Linked DNA regions of Homo sapiens: regions 2 and 3 are each linked to region 1. The links are chromatin loops, found by intact Hi-C in ENCODE. Cell type or tissue: heart left ventricle. All regions are shown on one strand.

The links. Peaks named below come from ENCODE experiments on the same cell type or tissue, not always from the same donor. Only the 100,000 strongest peaks of a DNase experiment are listed, where the experiment ranks them.
Region 2: a loop joins it to region 1, with 2.2 times the contacts of the local background. A loop is called at or near these places in 6 of 110 quality-filtered maps.
Region 3: a loop joins it to region 1, with 2.3 times the contacts of the local background. A loop is called at or near these places in 2 of 110 quality-filtered maps.

Annotation. Positions count from the first base shown.
Region 1 is chr17:60,997,988-61,005,987 of GRCh38, reverse strand. The region is part of intron 15 of BCAS3 (BCAS3 microtubule associated cell migration factor); the gene reads right to left. Among named protein-coding and RNA genes, the nearest start is that of BCAS3-AS1, 130 kb to the left of the region's middle. In heart left ventricle, CTCF peaks have their summits at 3,531 (motif pointing left) and 4,933; a DNase peak (open chromatin) is centred at 337; H3K27ac peaks cover 1,713 bases.
Region 2 is chr17:61,327,328-61,335,327 of GRCh38, reverse strand. The region is part of intron 22 of BCAS3 (BCAS3 microtubule associated cell migration factor); the gene reads right to left. Among named protein-coding and RNA genes, the nearest start is that of TBX2-AS1, 68 kb to the left of the region's middle. In heart left ventricle, no CTCF peak of the experiment used is centred here; a DNase peak (open chromatin) is centred at 3,919; H3K27ac peaks cover 1,689 bases.
Region 3 is chr17:61,311,302-61,319,301 of GRCh38, reverse strand. The region is part of intron 22 of BCAS3 (BCAS3 microtubule associated cell migration factor); the gene reads right to left. Among named protein-coding and RNA genes, the nearest start is that of TBX2-AS1, 84 kb to the left of the region's middle. RefSeq lists an enhancer at 3,825-4,326. In heart left ventricle, a CTCF peak has its summit at 4,366 (motif pointing left); DNase peaks (open chromatin) are centred at 3,853, 4,878 and 5,654; H3K27ac peaks cover 2,438 bases.

The DNA.
Region 1 (8,000 bases):
GGGAACATCACACTCTGGGGACTGTGGTGGAGTGGGGGGAAGGGGGAGGGATAGCACTGGGAGATATACCTAATGCTAGATGACAAGTTAGTGGGTGCAGCCCACCAGCATGGCACATGTATACATATGTAACTAACCTGCACAATGTGCACATGTACCCTAAAACTTAAAGTATAATAATAAAAGAAAAAAAAAAGAAAAAAAAGAAATTTTTTCCTAAAAAAAAAAAAAGTATAGCCACAAAATGTAAGTAACTTTCCTAAAAATCAAAATGATGTAAACTGAAAGAGCAAAGACTCTCTTCTCCTCACAGTCCCCTATTCTCCCGCCCCAACCCACGGACGCCTTCCTTCTTTTTACCCATGACTGTTAAGGATATTTTCTGGCTCTATTTCAGCATCATGACGCAGGTCATGAGAAGTGTCAAAGATGCATTTCCTTCAGATGGGAAAGAGCAACAGATTGTAACAACCATACAAAGATGGGAGTACAGTACGAAAGGGCCAAATCAGCATTTTTGACAACAGGGCAGATAAAACCTTTTCTATTCACATATACTTTATTTCCAGTTTTAAAACATTTAAATATCTATCAAAATATGCTTACATATTTTCCTCAAGATGAAAACAGGAAACCAATACTCCATTTAGCTGCCTAAATTATCAACAATTTGTGGAACAGTTTACCAAAAAAAAAGAAAAAGAAAAAAATCAAACTAAGCACACCACACGAATACTAATAGTTCAAGCCCTTCTCTTCTAAATTTACTTTTCCAAAAGTATGCCTATGACTTTACCTACGTACGTAAAACCTACTTTTACAAAAGATCCTTGACAGTAAGAACCACAAAGAGGAGTGATACCACGACCATCCCCAGTTGAGAAATAATGACTCTTCTTTCCCTGTAATTCCCTGTCAAGCCGAAACACTTTCCTAATCAGCTGGAGCACTGCCGGAAAACTATATTCATTTATGAGTACTGTCATGGTATTTTTTCCCTCATCTATGGTTTTATCAAATATAGACACATTTCAATCTGCTCCAAAACTAGACCAGAGTGAAATATTATTGAACATTAATTAAGCATTCCTTACTAGAGATGGCTCTTAACACAGAAAATGGAATGCTCTATTTCTTCTGAAGCCAACAACAACAGTGCCCATGTTAATTCCACCTTGGTCCATTCTGAAATAGTAATTTCCCTCTTGTGCCTCATTCTAGCTTCAATATTCTCACCTGCAAAAACACATCATCCAATGTTAATAACTCTTTCAATGAACCTTAAATCCTTTTCCTTTTCTCATCCTCCTCCAAATTCAAAATATCATTTACCTCATCATGGTAAGAACCATCAAAATTTCTACTTCTGTGCATAATCCTGGTATAGCCCTGATCCCTGTCTTGTTGTCCTTTTGTAGTTTACAACTATCAACTAGCAGATTTCTAGTTCCTGCTCAGATTTCAACCTCAAGACTATTCATGTCTGTTATTCTCAAGTCTGATAATTTCTAAATCTGTTCATATGGGTCAATCATTCAAACTCTGGCTACTACAAATCCTAAGAAGCCTACTCACTCTCTTCTCCCTCTCCAATTTTTCTCCAAATTAAAAAAAAAAAACATTTCAGATCTTCCTTTTGATAAGTACATAAGGAAATGAACATTCACTTCTTTTCCCAAAATTTGTTGTTCTACCCATTTGCACTTCTTTATCTGAATAAGTAGTTTTTACATTCATTCACTTCAGCAACTAAAAATTCCATCTCCAGATTTCCATAGAAATATTTTTATTTCAGTGGAACCAGACCAGAATTTCTTACTTAACTGTCCTCCTAACTAGGGAAGTAAGACAATAATCAAATGCAAACAGGTTCTCCAAATCCTCTTTTTGTTATTCTAATCACTAGACAAAAATAATGTTAACTCCTTCAACTCCTTGAAAACTAACTTCTAAGTTTATTGCCAGAAACTCTTTATTACCCCAACCCCACCCTGAACAGAGGATAGAAGAATTTCTTTGTGGGAAAACTGACCAGCGTACATGAAAAGACCTACGGATAGTGACTATTTGAGGTATGATAATAAAATGGCATTCCTACCTGATAGACCACTGATACCTATAAGGCGGTATGCCCTTCCCACATTCAAAAAGCTTCCAATCAGTTCCTTAGTATTGATTTGTTGATTAGCTGAATAAAAATGAATAAAATAAAAATGAATTATTAAATAATAGAATGTAAAAATAAAAATAATCAGCCAATGATCCATCAAGGATTCCCCATCACTGAGGTCAGTGTTTTGGTTCAATCAGTCTGATGGAGTCTAGGCCTCAGTATTTTTCAAATCTATCTAGCTTAAGTATAATGGACAGTCAAGGGTTGAAAATCACTGCTCCAGATGGGCTTGGTGGCTCACACCTGTAATCCCCAGCATTTTGGGAGGCTGAGGCAGGCAGATTGCTTGAGACCAGGAGATCGAGACCAGATTGTGCAAAATGGCAAAACCTTGTCTCGATTTAAAAAGGCAAAGAAAGGGAGACAAGAAAGGAAAGAAAAAAAAGGAAAGAAAAAGAAGGGAAGGGAAGGGGAGGGGAGGGGAGGGGAGGGGAGGGGAGGGCATAATAAAAGGAGCACAAAAAAGCTTCAAAATTTATAACGATCTCTTAAAGAGAGAAAAATATTACACATAAAATAAGAAAAGGGTGTGATAATAAAAAAAATTCAAAGAAAATCATATTAAAAAGATTGCAGAAATAAAAATGCAACAAGAAGACTGAAACATACGTTGGGGAAATTCTCATAAAGTTAAAAAAAAGATAGAAAATAGACAAGAAGATTAGGGGCTCAATGTAGAAGATACATTATTCAAGTAATAGGATTTCCAGGAAAGGGCCCAAAAAAAACCAACTGAGAAAAAAACAGAAGAGTTAAAAGAAGAGGCCTCTGGGGAATGACACCCGAGAGTGGGGAGGATAGGCCAAAAAGTGCCTCCTTTCACTATAAAATTATATTTTTGACTTTTATAATAAATGCATGTATTTCTTTGATAAAAAATAAAAATTATATTTAAAGGGTAAACAACAACAGTAAGTGTCCAATCAATGTTAATAGAAAAGAGTAGATAACTATTAGCCCTTATAATGCCTCAATGCCTCAAAAATGAAGTTTAATCACTCTGATATTATAAAGTATACAGATAACAAGTCCCTGAATAGCAACACATAGAGAATAAAAAAACATTTAGCATAATGACCCCACATACTCAAATGATATAACTAAAAAATTTGCCTCTATTCATTCAATGGTATTCACTCAGAGGAACTGGATCTGCATGTAGTACTCAGAAAGGATATTAATTGATAGTAATATATTTCCAAAGTTGAATTCTCTAAGAAGACGTTGAAGAATAAATCACAGAAAACATAATAAAAAGGAAGAAAGGCTATTTAAGATCTGATAAGACATTAACATCCCTAGTACCTCAGGTTCATGCCAGGGTTGCCTTGATTACAATGAGAAAATATTGCCCTCTAGAGGCATGTCTCATTAACCATTTAAAAATAAAACTATTTTGAAATCTGGAGTTTATGATTTGCCCATGTAAAAAATACATAGAAAAGAAAAAATATTTCCACAAGCAGTAAAAAGCAAAGAAGAAATTCTGGATTAGTTTCAAGGGATAACTACATCATCTGGCATTTATTTAAAGGCAAAACTTACAGAGAAAAGAAATGTGTTATATCCAAAATGAAATACACAAAAATATAAAATATCTACATAGAGTTTATTTAGGTTTAAAATATTTTTAAATTAATTTTCATAGCACTAAATTTTAAAGTATAATTTAGAGGCAATATAATATCAGGTTTCCTTTAAAATATATCCCACTGGCAATTTTATTTCCCCCCAAAACTACGTTATCTATACCTTTCTCTCAATTTTACTGAGAACCTAAAACTTCTCTTTAAAAACCTATTTAAAAACAACAACTGTACAATCTTCATTTAATAGCTTCTTCCATTAATGATTCTGAAATGAAAGCATCTTGTTTTCAGGAAGGTATTATGAGGTCACTCTTTTCTATCCACTTTCCCTAACAAACTCATCTGCTCTGTCTTGAGAAAATAGTAAATGTTAAAACTAGCAGAGTGCTATAGCAACATTTTTTTTTAAAAAAGGTGATAAAAGAATTTGAGAAAACAAATTCACCAGGAAAACTTTAAATCTGAAAATAACAAATGAAAAACAAAACTGCATTTGAGCTAAAACAATAAAGTACACATAATCAATAAAAATCCAGGTACTAAACTAAGATATCCCCCCACAAGATTTTTCTCCATTTAACATGTTTATACTATTTATATACTCTATGTCATATGAGGCATAAAATCTAAAGCAGAGCTACAGTGCACTTGATTGATTTTTCTTGGCAAAAATTAAAACATGCACATGGAAACTTCAATCCACAAGTAAACAGTGATGTGGAAAGAAAAGTCAAGAAACATCACATTATCATTGATTCTCTTAAGTAGGTGAAACTATATAAGGCTGAAATGTGTGGTTGCTTTGTATTTACAATTGTGATGTGGTCTGTATCAAGAAAACTACTGATCAACGTAAGTTAAAATTACAATAAACCATCAAATGAAAGCTATAAACAGAGTCTTTGAGTGGTAAAAGGAATGCCTCATACAGATGCTAAAAAGAAAAGTGATACTTCCAGTTTTGTAAAAGCACTTTACTGAAATATGGAGGCTCCAAGTCCAAGAAATGAGAGGCTTTGTACAAAGGTCTCCGAGTCTCATCAACTACTTCCATTTAGAAAAAGCAGAATCTAGAATTCAGATGCCAAAAGCTGTGACTCAAAGATGACCCCTCTGAGGACGAACAAGTTAATAGGAAAGGAGACACTTGCAGGAACTCTAGAGAACTGCAGAAGTGAATCCAAGATCTGTTTGTTAACTCAATGGAAATTGCAGGAAGAAAACAAATTCCTTCTAAGTCCCATGACACAGTGAACTCTATATTTTTGAACCTAAAATGGAAAACTAATTTGCAAAATTAAGAAATGGCAAAGGCTCAAGAATAGGTGTACTGATTTATAAAACCATATTTCCTGATGTATACAATTAAAATGAGCAAAAACCAATTAAAATGATAATACTACCATCACTTTTGGTTTTGCATTGGTGTAGCAATGTAGCAACTGAGCTTATCAACATTGAGCCTAGTATTGTTCTAAAAGCCTTTAAAGAATAAGTTCACAATTATTATATTTAATTTACTCATTATTTAGTGAATTACTCATTTATTCTGTTTTCTGGATAACAGGTACTGTACCAAAATACGAAAAATGAATCAGTTCTATAGACTCTCACATTAACAGCAGTATCAATAATGATACTAATGATAGAAACTACAGTAATCCTCTACTGAATATTTGATATGTGCCAAACACTATTTAAAGGGCTCTGATTCTCATAGTTACTCTATAAGATTGGTAATATTATTATTCCAATTTTACAGAAAGAAAAGTGAGGTACAGATAGAATAAATAATTTGTCTAAGATTACAGAGTTAGGAAATCATGGAAGATAGATTCTACCACCAGGAAGTCTGATTCCAGGTCCTCCAATTTCCTCACCAAGAAAGTTTTAACTTAGTAATCAGTAGCATCAAAAATAAAAGTAGACTCAAAATAGTAAGAGTCATCTACAACAAACTCATAGCCAACATCATACTGAATGGGCAGAAGCTGGAAGTATTCCTCCTCAAGAACTGGAACAAGACAAAGATGTCTACTCTCACCACTCCTATTCAACATAGTACTACTATAAGTCATAGCTGAAGTGATTAGGTAACAGAAATAAATAAAAGGCATTAAATGGGAAAAGAGAAAGTCAAATTATCTCTCTTTACCAACAATATGATTCTATACCTAGAAAACTCTAAAGACTCCTTAACCTGATAAATTACTTCAGTAAAGTTTCAGGATACAAAAATCAGTAGCATTTCTAGACAACAATAATATTCAAGCTGAAAACCAAATAAAGAACGCAATCCCTTTAAGAAAAGCCACAAAAAAATCCATAAAATACCTAGAAATACGTCTAAGCAAGAAGGTGAAAGACCTCTACAAGGACAACTACAAAACACTGCTGAAAGAAATCACACATGACACCAGCAAATGGAAAAGCATTCCATGCCCATGGATTGGAAGAATCAATATTGTTAAAATGTCCATTATCACCCAAAGTAATCTAAAGATTCAATACTATTCCTACCAAATTACTAATGTCATCTTTTCACAGAATTAGAAAAAACTATTCTAAAATTCATGTGGAATCAAAAAAGAGCCCAAATAGCCAAAGCAATCCTAAGCCAAAAGAACAAAGCCTAAGACATCACATTTCTTTTTCTTTTTCTTTTTTTTTTTTTTTTTTGAGACACAGTCTCACCCTGTCGCCCAGGCTGGAGTGCAATGGCTCACTGCAACATTCAGCTCACTGCAACATTCAGCTCGCGGGTTCAGGTGATTCTCCTGCCTCAGCCTCCTGAGTAGCTGGGATTACAGGTGCACACCACCACACCCAGCTAATTTTTTTTGTCTCTTTAGTAGAGACGGGGTTTCACCACGTTGGCCAGGCTGGTCTCGAACTTCTGACCTCATGATCCATCCGCCTTCATCTCCCAAAGTGCTGGGATTACAGGCGTGAGCCACCGCGCCTGACCTGAGACATCACATTTCAAACTGTACTACAAGGCTATGGTAACAAAAACAGGATAGTATTGGTGCAAAAATAAGACACATAGACCAATGGAAAAGAACAGAGAACTCTGAAATAAAGCTGCACTCCTACAACCACCTGATATTCTTCGACAAAGTCGACAAAAATAAACAATGGGGAAAGGATATAACTATTCAATAAATGATGTGGAGAAACTGGCTAACTATATACACACAGAAGAATTAAGCTAGGCTCCTACCTACTCACCACATACAAAAATTAACTCAAGATGGATTAGAGACTTAAATGTAAGACCTGAAACTATAAAAATTCTAGAAGAAAACCCAGGAAAAACTCTTCTGGACACTGGCTTGAGCAAAGAATTTATGACTAAGCCCTCAAAAGCAAATGCAACAAAAAAAATTGACAACTGGGACCTAATTAAACTAAAGAGCTTCTGACTATCAACAGAGTAAACAGACAATCTACAGAATGGGAAAAAAATACTACAAACTATGTATCTGAACAAAGGACTAATATCCCAAATCTATAAGAAGTTTAAATCAGCAAGCAAAAAACAAATGACCCCATTAAAAGGGTCATTTAGACATGAACAGACACTTCTCAAAAGAAGACATACAATGGCCAATACACATATAAAAATGCTTATCACTAATCATCAGACAGATGCTACAATAAGGTACCATCTCACACCAGTCAGAATGGCTATTAGTAAAAAGTCAAAAAACAACAGATGTTGGTGAGGCTGCAGAGAAAATAGAATACTTATGCACTGTTGGTGGAAATGGAAACTAGTTCAGTCCCTGTGGAAAGCAATTTGGAGATTCCATAAAGAACTAAAAATAGAATTACCATCTGACACAGAAATCCCACTACTGGGTATATGCCCAAAAGAAAATAAATCATTCTTACAAAAAAAACACATGCACTTATATGTTCATCGCAGTTCTATTCACAATAGCAAAGACATGCAATCAACCAAAGTGCCTATCAATGGTGGATTAGATTGTTTAAATGTGCTACATATGTACGACGGAATACTATGCAGCCATAAAAAAAGAATAAAATCGTGTCCTTTGCAGCAACATAGGTGCTGCTGGAGGTCGTTATCCTAAGTAAATTAACACAGAAACAGAAAACCAAATATGTCATGTTTTCACTTATAAGTGGGAGCTAAACATTGGGTGTATACAGACACAAAGATGGGAACAATAGACATTAGGGATTCAAAAGTGGGGAGGAAAAGGGTGGGG
Region 2 (8,000 bases), 330 kb before region 1:
TGACTATAGACACATTGCGAGTGTGCCCTGGAAAGGACGATTCAGCATGTTAGGCCAGAGGGGAAAGTCCCCCTCCTAGCCCTGGGAAGGAATCGCTGCTGTGAACGTACAGAGCACACACAAGGCCTGCGGACTTTAGTGGAAGCAGACTTGCCTAAAGGGCAAGGGAACCTAAGGGAAGTTTGCTGAGTCAACTTGGTGAGAAAAAGAAATGGGCTGAAAATGACACCAGGCTGAAAGCTGGGGCAGTGATGTGCCTGAGGAAGAACTCCGGTCTGTTCTGGGTGCCCCTGGGATGACCACAGTGGCCAGGTAACTGAGGTCCTGTGCTCAGGTTCAGGACCTCAGTCAGGTTCAGTCCTCAGGCAGGTTCAGGCTCTCCCCATCCACAGACCAACTTCTGCGAAGGCCAGGTGCAGTAAAGGTCTCTCAGCCTTAGCTACTGGGCCAAGGCCCATCAGTGGGTCAAGCATTTACTGGGCACTAATAAATACCGGTTGCTGTTACAGTGAGCTGTTCCTGTGACACTTAGGTTTCCCAAAAATACAATTCAACATTTGTCGTGGCTCCTTTGCCCTCTTAGGATCTATTATGTGTAAGACATTGGCTCAATGACTGGATACATCGTTTTCTTGGTGTTTTTTTTTTTTTTTTTTTTTTTTTGAGATGGAGTTTTGCTGTTGTTGCATAGGCTGGAGTGCAATGGTGCGATCTCAGCTCACCGCAACCTCCACCTCCCAGGTTCAAGCGATTATCCTGCCTCAGCCTCCTGAGTAGCTGGGAATACGGGCAGGGCCACCACGCCCAGCTAATTTTGTATTTTCAGTAGAGACCAGGTTTCTCCACGTTGGTCAGGCTGGTCTTGAACTCCTGACTCAGGTGATTCGTCTGTCTTGGCCCCCCAAAGTGCTGGGATTACAGGCGTGAGCCACCGCGCCCGGCCCATTATTCTTACAACATAACTCTGCAACATAGGTTTTATCATCCTATCTTATAGATGAGAGAATTGAAACTCAGAGAAGTTACATAACTTGCCCAAGGTCATCCAGCTCACCCTTGTCTCCTACGTGCTTTTTCCATGACTTCTAAGGAAGTAACTATTGATCCCCATATCCTCCCTCTCTCATCTGTGTTCAAGGGAGATGGCTTTGACATGAGCTCAGAAGCTCTTTGTTGATACTTCTACTGTATCATGATCATCTGTCTACATATCTGTCTCCCTTGCTAGGCTGTGAAGACCTGCAGGGCTGAGATTGTGTCTGATTACCTTTCTGAGTCTCTAGGGCTCTCTTAGGGACTCATCAAATTATATGTTGAATTAATATCTGAATGAATGAATGAATGAATATATGAATGCTGACTCATCTCTCAATCAGGGAAGCAAATGACCAGAAAGGTTCAAGAACTTGGCAGGGTACCATGGCTCATGCCTGTAATCCCAGCACTTTGGGAGGCCGAGATGGGCGGATCACTTGAGGTAAGGAGTTTGAGACCGGCTTGGCCAACATGGTGAAACCCCATTTTACTGAAAATATAAAAATGAGCTGGGTGTGGTAGTGTGCCCCTGTAATCCCAGCTACTCGGGAGGCTGAGGCAGGAGAATCGCTTGAACCTGGGAGGCAGAGGTTGCAGTGAGCCGAGATCGCACCACTGCACTCCAGCCTAGGCGACAGAGCGAGACTCTGTCTCAAAAAAAAAAAAAGAAAAAAAAAGAAAGTTTCAAGAACTTGATAAAGCTCTAGTGCTAGTTTAGTGGGCAAGAAAGGGGCTGTTGGGCTCAGGAAGGCAGTGAGCGCTGGCAGACATTGCGTGGTTTGCACGGGATTGGCAAGGGTCGGGGGCGCCACAATGTGAGTGGACAGGAGGGTGAGCTATTGGTGATGCTGAGACAGAGGCCTGCCTGCCTCACAGGACGTCTCCACTTTGTCCTAGGCCTGGCTTGAGGTCATAGACAGCTATTGTCTGGTAAGAACTGGTGCCCTCTGAAGATTACAGGCAGAGATCAGCTGCTGGGCACAAACCCCTCTGAAGATGGAGCTTTTCCAAGACCGACAACCACCGCAGAAGTGGCTGGCAAGGTCTGAGGGACCAGCTGCTCCCTGTGCATAACTGCACTTGCTCCTCTCACCAGACTTTGTTTCTCTGATCACACAGGTGTCCTCTCTGACCCACCTGCCAATAAAGGTCCAGAAATAGGTGTGAGTGGGGTCCAGGGAGAAAGCACCTTGCTGGGGTCTATGAGAAAGGGCTTGTGGAACCTCCAGGCTGCAGCAGTGTAGGTTTAGGGAGGGCAGTATTCTAGAAAGGTTACTGAACTCAGAGTCAGGAAGCCAGAATATAGTCCCCGCTCTGCCCTAGACTTGTAATATGACTTCTCTGAGCCTTAGCTGCCTCCTTTTTAAGATGGGGATAGGCCGGGTGCCATGGCTCACGCCTATAATCCCAGCACTTTGGGAGGCCAAGGCGGGCAGATCACCTGAGGTCAGGAGTTTGAGACCAGCCTGGCTAACATGGTGAAACCCCGTCTCTCCTAAAAATACAAAAATTAGCCAGGCGTGGTGGCAGACGCCTATAATCCCAGCTATTCAGGAAGCTGAGGCAGGAGAATGGCTTGAACCTGGGAGGTGGAGGCTGCTATGAGCCGAGATCATGCCATTGCACTCCAGCCTGGGTGACAGAGCAAGACTCTATCTCAAAAAATAAAAAAAAATAATAATAAAAGATGGGGATAATAATTCCTATGTCACAGGGTAGTATAGAGATTAGCAGAGGCAATCAGTTGGAAAGAACTCTGTAAAACTGCAACAGTCTCTTTAGGAGATTCTTTTCTTGCTGTCAAATTGTTTCCCTCCTTTCAATATGGAGCCATAAGCCCTACCAACCAGTGAAGTGTTTGCCCCTCACAAACATGGCAAGCAGGGGCTCCCATGGTGAAGGAAGCTGACCTCTCGGATGGTGGAGGGAGGGGAGGGGACGCTGTAGTCAGAGCAGGATGTTCAGGGCCTGGATGACTAGGTGTCTGAGCGCTGGGCATACCTTAAGCCTGCTGTCCTAGTAAGACTGTTTTAGGTGGGTCACCAGGCAGTATCTGTTCTAAGAATGCCTTCTTCTCATGTCCCCGAAACATAGAAGAGAAGCCATCCAGGTGTCTCTCTGCAGAGCCTTTCCAGAGAGAGGAGCCCGTGGCCCAGCTCCAGAGCCCGGCGGGCTGGGTGGCAACTCTCTGCACTTGTCTGAGGCAGCCTCGCCCTGCTCATGGGAGGTCGAGACCCACATGCCAAACCAGACACGCATATGGAGAAGATTAGCCCAAACATGCAAAAGAGACAGACCAGCACAGGATGAAACAGGGAAAAAGGCCGGTTTGGTACAAACCCCAAAAAAGCATACCACTCGAGCCCATCATGGGCTCAGTTATGGGCAGATAAAGCTCTTGCCAGCCCTGGTGATGGGCTGAGGATTCAGGCAGGTCATCACCTCAGGCCAACAATCACACCTGCCACGTGCTGAGTACACACTGAGAAGCCACGCTCGACTGGAGTGACACAAATTTGTTCTGTGTTCATGAGTTCTCGTCACAAGAATTCTCCTTTCACTTTCCCACACTGCTAGGAGTGGGATGTAGGAAGGATTATATTATTTGAACCTTTTTCTTTTTTTCCTTCCATTTAAAAGAAATTAAAAATAAAAACTTAAAAATAGAGATGGGGTCTCACCCTGTTGTCCAGGGGGGTCTTGAACTCCTATGCTCAAGTGATCCTCCCACTTCAGCCTCCCAAAGTGCTGAGATTACAGGCATGAGCCACTGTGCCTGGCCTGGACCTTTTCCTTGAGGCTAAAGTTTTGAACTAGTTCTGGGCTTGAACCTGGTGACCTCCTCCTGTGCCAAATAAAGCGACAGGGGCATCTGGCTGCTTGCCAACCCTCTCCCCACTCCCAAAGAAATTTTGGAAGCTCCAGTGATCATATCCTGTCAGAAACAGATCCAGAGAACAGAACGTCCCAGAATGAAACAAGGCAAAGCACTTGTCACATGCTTTGTGAAAGGAAAAACTCTGAAGATCAGCAGGAACCTTTGGCAACTGTCCAGCCAAAAAGCCCCCCTCCCACTCTAGCCCCCATCTTCTCCATCCCCTACCCCTGTGTGCTGAGGCTTCTAGGGCTGCTACTGTTTCATCTGTTTCATGTGTATTTCTCTGACCTTTCTGGGAAAATTGGAAGCTCCCAGAACGCAGGACATGGTCTTATATGCTTTTCTCACCCCTACGGAAAGCACCTATAGTAGTTTTCAACAAGGAGTTGCATTTGTTCAACAGCTCCCCTGGCACTGTGCTAGTGCACACTCACCGCCCAGAGAGGCCCTTTGGGAGGTGGTTTCACCTGACCTAGTAGAGAGATGGCAGAACTGTCACACAATGACAATGATTACAGGATGTCAACGCTGGCAGAGACCATTCACCACCATTGGCTGATTCTGCAAATGAGGAAACTGAAGCCCAGGGAAAGAAAGTTACTTGTTCCCAGTCATGCTATGGAGTACAGTGATAGTGCTGGGATTAGAACTCGGGTCTCCTCATTCCCTGGCCATTGCTGCCGGAGTCCTCTGTGCACTTCAGGTGTCCCCTGTGTGCTCACTGGTGTGTGTTTCTGAGGAATAGCCAGATGGGCAGGGGGACTCCTGGGGGCCTGTGGCTGTGGAGGTCTGAGAAGCTATGGAGTCTATAGCGTGGGAATGTGAGTCTCAGCTTCATCATGGACTTAGTCCACTGGCCGCAGAGGCACATGCTGACCTCTTTCATAAAACCTTCCACTGAGAAGAATGTCCTGCTGCCCAGGGAATGAAGGCCTGCATTTGGGGGCCCAGGCCAATTCAAAGTGAACACTTGGGAAAGTGAGAAACTACTGGCTGGGCATGGTGGCTCATGCCTGTAATCCCAGTGCTTTGGGAGGCTGAGGCCAGAGGATCACTTAAGGCCAGGAGTTTGAGGCTGCAGTGAGCCGTGATTGCGCCACTGTACTACTCCAGCCTGGGTGACAGAGCAAGACCAGGTCTCAAGAGAGAAAGAAAGGAAGGGAGGGAGGGAGGGAGGGAGGGGAGAGAAGAGGTGGAGAGAAAAGGGAAGGGAAGGAAGGTAGGAAGAAACGAAGAAATAAAAAACCTACTCTTAGCCCTTCTCTCAGCCTATGAAAAGAACTAGAAATTTCAGAGACCATCTTCAGTGAATTGAAGGCTTTTCAACTCAGAAGAGACCTCCGGGCATCTAGACTAAATTCTGTACTGCAACATTGGTTTACTTGGCAATTTCTCCCCCTCAACAATAAGTTCTGTTAGGGCAGGGACGGTGTCTTCTTCATTTTTATATTTCTAGCGCCTAACAGTGTCTGCTAAAAGGAAATTCTCACTAAATGCTCGTTAAACAGCCACTCTGAACTTCATAATCAGGGACAGCTGCTCGAAGACTGAGCAGGTAAGCGGCGTCTTGCGGTCTTCATGGATAAGTGCAGCAAAGCCCTGCAGGTAAGCTTGGAGGAGGTGAGCGCCGAGGACGAACGTAGGATGGAACCCCTTTTCCTCCTCCTCACCCTCACCCGGAGCTATTCCATAGTCAGTCACCATTCCTGCCCTCTCACTTCTGTTCTCTTCAAAAGTCTTTACTATTATTTCTGATTAGAAAAATAACAACATAGGCCGGGCATGGTGGCTCACGCCTGTAATCCCAGCACTTTGGGAGGCCGAGGCCGGTGGATCACAAGATCAGGAGATCGAGACCATCCTGGCTAACACGGTGAAACCCCGTCTCTACTAAAAAATACAAAAAATTAGCCGGGCGTGGTGGCGGGCGCCTGTAGTCCCAGTTACTTGGGGGGCTGAGGCAGGAGAATGGCGTGAACTCGGGAGGCGGAGCTTGCAGTGAGCCGAGATCGCGCCACTGCACTCCGGCCTGGGCGACAGAGCGAGACTCCGTCTCAAAAAAAAAAAAAAATAATAATAATAATAATAACATGGCCTGGATGTTTGTGTCCTCCCAAAGTTTATATTAACCCTAACCCCTGATGTTTTGGTATTTGGCGGTGGGGCACATTTGGTCACAAGGGTGGAGTACTCATGATAGGATCGGTGCCCTTAGAAAAAGAGCCTGCTTTGGCCAGGCGCCTGTAATCCCAGCACTTTGGGAGGCCGAGGCGGGCTGATCACCTGAGGTCAGGAGTTCAAGACCAGCCTGGCCAACATGGTGAAACCCCATCTCTACTAAAAATACAAAAAACTAGCCGGGCGTGGTGGTGGGCACCTGTAGTCCCAGCTATTCGGGAGGCTGAGGCAGGAGAATTGCTTGAACCCAGGAGGCGGAGGTTGCGGTGAGCTGAGATTGCACCACTGCACTCCAGCCTGGGCGACAGAGCAAGACTCCGTCTCAAAAAAAAAAAAAAAAAAAAAAGAGCCTGCGTCTTCATGCTCTGCCATGTGAAGGCACAGAAAGACGATGGCTACCTGTAAACCAGGGAGTGGGTCCTCAGCACACACCAGATGTGCTGGCATTTTGTTTTTGTTGTCTTGTTTTTTGAGACAGGATCTCACTCTGTCATCCAGGCTGGAGTGCAGCAGCACAATCAGGGCTCACTGCAGCCTTGACCACCCCTGGCTCAGGTGATCCTCCCACTTCAGCCTCCTGAGTAGCTGGGACTACAGGCGCACACCACCACACCTGGCTAATTTTATATTTTTTGTAGAGACGGAGTTTCGCCATGTTGCCAGGCTGGTCTTGAACTCCTGGGCTCAAGTGATCCGCCAGCCTCGGCCTCACAAAGCGTTGGGATTACAGGTGTGAGCCACTGTGCCCAGGCTTGCTGGCACTTTGATCTTGGACTTTGGCTTCCAGAACTGTGAGAAATAAACTTCCTGTTGTTTAAGCCACCTAGTCTATGGTATTCTGTTATAGCAGTCTGAATTAACTGACAATGGTAATTGTAAACTATTTTAACTATATAAAACCACAAAACAGAGTGAGAATTCCCTGTTTGTTTTTGTTGTTTACTTCCCCAGAGACAAGCACTGTTAATGGAGCTTTATGCTTCTACTAGTTTTTTCTTTCTCTATAGGATCATATTATACACATTGTTTTTCACCTGCTTTTTTAAAACTTAAAAATGTTATTAAGGTTTTTTTTTTAAAGCTATAGGTTATTCCACGATATGTGCATACTAAAATTTATTGTTACTCTCTCTGCAGACCAATAATTAAATTATTTCATTTTTTTTCCTTTGCCGTTACAACAGTGCTTTTGTCTATACCTTAATAATTTTACCTATATTTTTGTGGAATAAATTCCTAGAAAATAAATTGCTGGGTGAAAAAGAATAAACTATTAATGTATAATGGTTACTACCAAACTGCCTTCCAAAAAGGGTGCACCAATTTACACCAACAGTGTCTGATCAACCATTGCAAACCTTAAAGTCACACCTACCACTAAGTTCCTTGAACTGGATGTCACCTTTGTGTTATTCAGTCAGATCTTGGGCAGGGCGCAGTGGCTCATGCCTGTAATTCCACCACTTTGGGAGGCTGAGGCAGCTGGACCACTTGAGGCCAGAAGTTCGAGACCTGCCTGGCCAACATGGTGAAACCCCATCTCTACCAAAAATACAAAAATTAGTGGGGTTTGGTGGTACATGCCTGTAATCCCAGCTACTCGGGAGGCTGAGGCAGGAGAATGTCTTGAACCCGGGAGGCGGAGGTTGCAGTAAGCCAAGACTGTGACACTACACTACTCTCCAGCCTGGGTGACAGAGTGAGACTCTGTCTAAAAAAAAAAAAATTTTGCTTCATTTTCTATTTGCTCCCTCATCTCCACATACTTGCCTGTTATCTAACCCTCAATATAGTCTCATTACAATTCTATGATGTCATAAACATTTACATTTATTATATTAACTTGTAAATGTCTCCTTGACTCTGTAGTCCAATTGCCTCTAAAATTGATTTTTTAAACGTTTGTTTA
Region 3 (8,000 bases), 310 kb before region 1:
TTTATTAGAATAGAAAGCTCTCTGAGGATTTCAAGTTCAAAGGGTCAGAATGATCCTGAGCTCTCTACATATTGTTAGTATTCTCTGACCCTGGCTACCTACTGGGATCAGCATGTGGAGAAGCACTGTAGCGAGGGGTGTAGGCCCGGGGTAGAGGGAGAAAAAGGAGTTGCGAGTAACTGTGCATTCTCCCAATCTTGGAATCACAGATTTGGAAGTGGAAGGGCTTTAGAAATCCTCTAGCCCTTACCCAGAATTGTACAGAGCAGAAAAATGAGGATCAGAAAAGAGAATGAGCTTGCTCAAGATCACATGGCTTCCTGGCAGAACCAGGTCAAACCCCAAGTTTCACGATGCACAGTACAAAGCTCCTTCTATGTCACTCCGGGAGTGAAAGCAATTGCTGAGGTGGTCAGCTAGCACATGGCCAATATAGCTGCGGCTATTATCATACCAACGGGAAGGAAAGCACTCTCCAGCAAGGGCCAAGAGAAATTACAGTTAACATTTAACATGATGGGACCAACTTCAAAGACACGCCAGCTGGACTCTTAATAATGGGAGATGAAACTGCTAACCCTAGCAGAAAGTTGCAGGTGGACAACTCTGGCTGGAAATAGCACATGTCCTCCGAGCAGGAGTGCTCTTCAGAAACCCCAACACAAGGCTGCTGCCTCACTGCAGGGTGGGGAGAAACACGGGAAATAACCCGTCATCTGTTGGCAGTTCCACCTGTGATTAAGCGGTGTGTCCCTTGTTAATGCCATTAAGACACTTGGAAATGCCCACATTTGTCAATTAGGGGGAGGGGGAAGAGGGGCTGCTGATGTCACTGGGAGAGGGAGATGGTGCCGTCTTCAAGAAAGACTACATTTGGTTCTAACAGTAGGCAGGGAAGACAGGAGAGGGCTGCTGCTCCATCGCCACCAAGGAGTGCAGACAGGACACTGCAGATTCTGGAGCCTGAGAAGAAAGTTTCCAACTGAGAAAAGTCAGTTAATTTTGGAACTTCTATTCCTGCCTAGATGGACGTCACCTGTAGAACCCTCAGTAACTTTGGGCCACAGCTTATATCTTAAATGAAGAGCTGATTCCACCTTGCAGAGAAATAGTCCTAGCCATCCTTTTTTGGTGTGTTCTAGTCGCCTCCCAGGGCCCTGACTCCTGGTGTGATGGTGGCGGGGAGGAGCCGAGGAGCGGCATGTAGCTCTAGCAGGAGAGGCGGCCTCTGGCCCTGCTTCCTGCACAGCCTGGACACCTGCAGCACAAACCCTGTTCTTGCTGTGCTTTCACTGTTGGTCCTACGCGTTACGCCTGCCAGAACAGCTTGCGTATGGCATTCGTTCAGGCTCTGCCTGGACCCCCACCCACAGACCTCACCAGGGACCTCTGTTCAAGTCTGCCCTCAGGTGGCTAAAAGGGAGGAGATTCCACATCAGGCCTCCCATGGCAGGGCCCTTGGCTGGCTCTGACACCGTGTCTCTGCTCTAATTACTAGGCTTCTGTCCTATCCCTGAGGTCAAGTTCCCCAATCTGGGTATTGGGCCCTTGCCTTGATGGGCTTTAGTTCTTAGGAACAACTGTGCCCTACTTACCTTGCCAACTACTACTCTCCCACCCCACCCAAATCGGTCTTGTCTCGCTGAATTCTCAAGGTGCTATTGAGGCCTCACTGCCAGTTGCCCCTGATGGTGCTACTACCCCACTGACCCAGGTCTCTACGCCGAGCCCTCTCCTAGAGTGACCTCACCTCACCGTCAATGAAGCCCTCCATGTTGCCATGAGCTGCATTTTCCTGGTCCAGGCCCCAAACACCAGGAACTGTCTGGTTCTCCCGGCTTGACTCAGCCCAGCCCTACAAAGCAGGTGTGTGGGAAAGGCTTGTTTCCCAGTAAAGGCAATACACTGCCAGTAGATGAAATAATTAAAGCATATGACCTGTTATTTAAGAAGCATGCCTTTACATTGTTTTATTCTATCATACTGTATATTGTGTGTCCTGGGTGGGCTCTGGAGGAGTCCCCTCTCTCTGGCCTTTCTACTTTGTCTCAAGCTAGTGAGGACAGCAAGAAGACGTGGAGCAGGAGTCTCTTAAAAGCTTGGCAATGAAATGCTCAAATTGATCAAATACCTAGGGCATAAGAGCTAAATATAATATGATGGATATAATATATAAGTATACTAAATTTGGATAGAAGACACTACTCTTTAGAACCCTAAACTTTTTTAAGAAAACAAAGCAGTGAACGGAATTTTTGTATATGCTACACCTATCTCAGAACTGTTGAAGCCTCCCGAACTCTAATAGTACCATCAGTGTCTGAGGTGAGAGGGAATTCTGGATCATATAGTAGCCATTTTACAGAAGGGCTGGCAATGGCTGGAGTTAGCCTCTTGCACAAATCGATCAAATACACGAGGAATTCCTTAGTGGGGAAACCGCTAAACATAAATTGCAACTGTTAATTTAATAAACCTACATGGCAGGAATTATTGTACATGACCCCGAGGAATCTAGCACAGCACATACAGTTGAGCAGATGTTTGACTAAAAAAGGAAGGAGCCACATCATTCCGAGGGCATGGATTTCTTTTCCAAAGAATTCATACCTCTTCTTTTCCTTTTATTTTATCCTCCTTCTCCTTCCCTCTCTCCCTCCCTCTAACCTTTCCTTTATTTTATCAGATACCAGCTGCAGGCCCCTCTGAGTCTGCCTAGCAGCGAAGAGGAAAGCTGTGCAGAGGGGTGCTACTGCAGGGGAGCTGTGGAAGGGACGCGGCGGCATGTGGAGGCAAATAGGAGGGCAGAGGTGCTGGGTGAGGGGCATGTCCGGGGACATCTCAGGGACCAGTACCAACAAAGGCATGGGGCATGAACATCATCTCTTCTGCTGCTCTAAGAATGACATCTTAGGCTTTCCTTAAAAAAGACGTCTCCCACATTCAGCACACATTTACTAAGTACCTGCTATATTACTATTAATATTATTATTATTGAGATGGAGTCTCACTCTATCACCCAGGCTGGAGTGCAGTGGCGTGATCCCGGCTCACTGCAGCCTCCACCTCCTGGACTCAGGTGATTCTCCTGCCACAGCCTCCTGAGTAGCTGGGATCACAGGCATGCACCACCATGCCTGGCTAATTTTGTAATTTTTAGTAGAGATGGGGGTTTCGCCATGTTGGCCAGGCTGGTTTCGAACTCCTGACCTCAGGTGATCCACCTGCCTCGACTTCCCAAAATGCTGGGATCAAAGGTGTGAGCCACCACGCCTGGCCAGCACCTGCTATAGATGGTCACTATCCTAGACACTGGAAAACACACATGAAAAGGGAAAATCCTGGTCCTAAAGAGGTTCAGTGAGATAGAGAAGTAGGTAGGTGGACAATAGAGGTGACTTTAAGATGTCAGCTGTGGGTCCCTCTGAGCCTGGCTAGGAGTAAAGAGGAAAGCTGTGCAGAGGTGTGCTACTGCAGGGGAGCCGTGGAGGGGACGCAGCGGCATGTGGAGGCAGATGGGAGGGCAGAGGTGCTGGGTGAGGGGCATGTCAGGGGACATCTCAGGGACCAGTACCAGCAAAGGCGTGGGGCATGAAACGGGGGGTCAGTCAGCCTGGTCACATTCCAGGACCCACATGGGGAAGCATCGATGGGTGAGGCTGAGGCTGTAGAGTCCTTGGGGACAGGAAGAGGCACCCCAGCATCATTGGGGTTCACTGGCCCATACCTGGGCTTTGCCATTAACCAGCGACGCTGTGCAACCTCTTCCATGGGCTTCTTTGCTCTAGGAAGCCTGAGGCGAAAGCAATGGCACCGCTGCCAGCTAGCGTCCGCTCCGAGACTGCTCTGCATGCCCTCCCGTGTCTCAGAACAGGAGTGCGTTGGCTGGGCGCGGTGGCTCACACCTGTAATCCCAGCACTTTGGGAGGCTGAGGCGGCCGGATCACCTGAGGTCAGGAGTTTGAGACCATCCATCCAGGCCAACATGGTGAAACCCTGTCTCTACTAAAAATACAAAAATTAGCCGGGTGTGGTGGTGGGCGCCTATAATCCCAGCTACTTGGGAGGCTGAGACACGAGAATTGCTTTAACCTGGAGGCGGAGGCTGCAGTGAGCCGAGATCACGCCACTGCACTCCAGCCTAGGTGACAGAGCGAGAATCTGTCTCGCGAAAAAAAGAAAAAGAAAAGGGAGTGTAGGCTGAGCAGTGTGGCGTGTGGAGGAGACTGCCCCTGGAATGCTGGGGAGAGGATTCAAGGCATTTTCCAGGCACACTGTTCCTCGGATGGGTGAAGAGGAGTTCCAACATCAGACAAGCGCGGTGACTGCTAAGAGCATTCAAATTTGGAATTCCCTCTGGTGGCTGAAATCAACATTTCTCACAAAGGAAACCTGGACAAGTCCGATCTGTAAAGAGCATTATCCACTCCCTGTGTATAGTTTATTGGTCCAGAATATCAGGTTAGCAAGCTGAAGTAATTAAACATCAAGCCAGCTGTTTTAGGCAATTAGGTAACATTTTTCATTTAGGAGACCACACAACAGAGGGGAGAGAATAGGGAGATAAGACCTGTGTTTTGATTTACTAAAGTCTCTGCTGCAGATAAAGCCCAGCTTTTTGGAACCCTTCAGGCAATTACTATTTCAGGCTTGGCAAGCACTTGAGTCTGAAAGTAACTATTGGGCTTGTCTTGGCAAGACTCAAAGTCACTGTAGCTGTAAGGTTGTCCCAGGCAGCGGTGGAGGGGAAAGTCAGTGGCAAGAGGAAGCCAGGAACTGTAGAGTCATTAGGAGGGCTGTTGCAGGCTTAGAGCTCAAAGGAGGCCAAATTCAGTTCTCCCACAACATGTTCTTAGAGAGGGAATGCGGTCAGATGGTGAAGGCCCAGGCCTGCTGGGCGGGATTCTGCGGTTCCCTTTCTGGCATCTGTACTTGTCAGCTCTGTGGGCACTGTTTACACTCCCTGCCTCAGTATCTTTTCCTGTAAAAGAGGAGAAGGACCGAGGGCTTTTAGGTTTGTGGGAGCAAAGGGAAGAGGTGCAAATGGCAGGCTGCTAATGGTGCCAGCTTAGTACAAAGGGAGAAGAGAATGCGGACATTACAAGATCAAAACGTGAATCTCCTCCCTGCCACGAACTGACAAGGTGACTCTGCTCAAGTCACTTCCCCAGTGTGTGCCTCGGTTTCTAAAGCATCAAACCAGGGAGCTGGACTAGGCTAGATGATCCCTAAGGCCCTTCCAGTTCTGACATTCTACTATCCTAAGATGCCAAGCAAGATAAATTGTTGGGCAGAAGGCAAGTAAGATTTTCTTTGAATGGAAAAGAGGAATGGCCTGTGTGCTGCCAGCCGGCTTCCCCCACGAGACTCTGGAGCCAGCACTAAGTATGGGGCCGGGCGAGTGGGGCTGGTGGAGGAGACAGCAGGCCCACGTGTGGTCACTGGCTCCGCGGCATTGAAACATCTCTTGCTTGAGCTCTTCCACTTAATTGGGAGCTTGCCTTTCCAGTTGTATATTTTTATCCTGTGCCCTGGAACCCAAACCATTAGCTTTGTAGCCAAAGGCTGCTTCTTGTTTAATCGTTAACTGCCTCAGCCTAGAGGAGCTGTACCCTGGCCGGAAAGTCCTCCTCCAGATGCTGTACCTCTTCAGCGAGCAGGACCCGAGGGAGGACGCCGAGCTGGACCCGAGTCCAAGCTCTGTCCTCCAGCCTTGGAAATAAATCCCCTACATTGTCTGGCCCACACAAATCCCCGTTCAGCCAGGCCTCTCCTGTGGGGTTATTCTGGTAACAAAATGCTTGAGATCAGCAATTCTTTTCTACTCTTACCCGCTCTCAGAGAGGAGCCAACTGGGCTATTCCTTAGGCTCCACTTTCTGTGTCTGAAATGTGGTTGAAAACTAATATTCCAGATGTTTCCTCATATTTTAAGTAGAACCGCAGATTAAGCTTCCTATAGGAAGGTAGTAGGGCATGGTGGAGGGAAGACAGTCTTTGGAGTAGAATCATGGTGGTGTAATCGTGGCCACACCCTTTACCAGTTATATGGCATTGAGAAAGTATTGGTTCTTTGAACCTTAGTTTCCTCTTAGAGCAAAATAACAGCATTCGCTTTCTCTACCTGGCAGTAATTGCCATGAATCCAAAGACTGTTTTGGTCATCACTATGTAGTCTAAGCCTAACACGGAGTAGATTTCTCAATCAATGCTACTGAGTCAGTGATTAAAAACCTCACGGGATTTTGAGGCGATCAACGAGGTGAAAGATGGGAAGTGTCTAACTTTGTACCTGGCACTTGGGAAGTGCTTATTCACAGGCTGGCAGTGCTTGGAGACACATTTCTTCTAACTGAGTGAGGTGGATGCTCAAAGGGGAATGCAAGTCTTCGGTTATGCCCACTTAAGTTGTGAAGAGGCCATCTTGTGGGAGAAAGGGCAGGCACTTAGAAAGCTCTTTGGTTGTAACCAGTCCTGACCCCGAGGCTACTGCTGAAGCTCACGCTCTGACAATCAGATACAGAGCCACTGATGTCCCCGATGGTGGTAGGAGGCCCTGCAGAAATACCGATGGCTTCCTGGCCTTTAGGGTCTTCCAAGGAGATTCATAAAACTAGACCAGGGCATGGAAACCAGCATCCCGAGGGCCCCTGGTACACTAGACTATTGTTCCAGGACAGAAGCAACTCAGATCAAAATGGTGAGTGGGATTTTCCTTGCATTGGCCACAATACATATGTTTGTTCAAGAAAAAAAAGTTGGAGCAAGAAGACATGAACGTCTGCTGTTAAAGAAAAGCCTGTTTGTGCCAGCCACAGTGGCAAGATTGTTCGGAGAGTCCATCCTGAAAGTCCAATTACCCCAACAGCATGGCCAAGGTCAGTGTCAATTTGCGGTGTGCCAACTGCTCTAGCCACTTCAGTACCAGATGTGAATCACACAGGGGACCTGTCTTTCGGGAGAACTGGCATCTACTGGACTTGCTAGCCCCTCTGAGCTGACACCCTCCCCCACTCCTTGCTCCCTTCCCCTTCCTTGGAGAGACCTGTCTAACAGACCCTCCCACAGAGAGCAAATAAGCACAACATGCAGAATCCCAGACTTGCTTATGGAGAGTTGGATCCACTGTCACCTAGGGGGTGAATGAGGGAGAACACTGGGACTCGGCAAGGGCCAGTACCTCTTACTGACGGCCTAGGGCCCACATTTTAGGAGCAAGAGATCAAACGATTCTCCCCTCCTGTTTTGTTTCTAATAGGACACCCAGAAGCCACAACAATCTGCAGAAGTACAGCCTGATGAGGTTGAGATGTGGCATGACCTACTTACCTCACATTTGACTTAAAAACGTATCTTTTCAACACAGGGTGCCAAGATCCTTTCTGTCATATATATATATGCTTTTTTTTGAGATGGAGTCTCGCTCTGTCACCCAGGCTGGAGTGCAGTAGCGTGATCTCAACCCACTGCAACCTCCGCCTCCCAGGTTCAAGAGATTCTCCTGCCTCAGCCTCCTGAGTAGCTGGGACTACAGGCGCCCGCCACCATGCCCAGCTAATTTTTTGTATTTTTAGTAGAGACAGGGTTTCACTGTGTTGGCCAGGATGGTCTCGATCTCCTGACCTCGTTATCTGCCCGCCTCGGCCTCCCAAAGTGCTGGGATTACAGGCGTGAGCCACCGCGCCTGGCCTCTGCCCTATATTTTAAGGGGATTTAAGAGCAACAATTTACCCCCCAAGTTCTTCAAGCAGCCTAGAAATTAGTACATACTAATTTCTCCAAACACTGAATAACATGTCCTAATATGGATTTAAAAAACAAATATCCAAATGTTTCACAGACCAAACAGCCTGACTGGAGATCTCTAATTTGGACCGTGCTGTGAAGGATGTAACTCCATCAACCACAGCAAGATCCAATCTTGGAGAGGTGCCCTCACATAGAATCCCCAATGTCTGATGAGGCTGGAAAGTTTTTCAAAAGAAAGTTGGTTTTAAATTA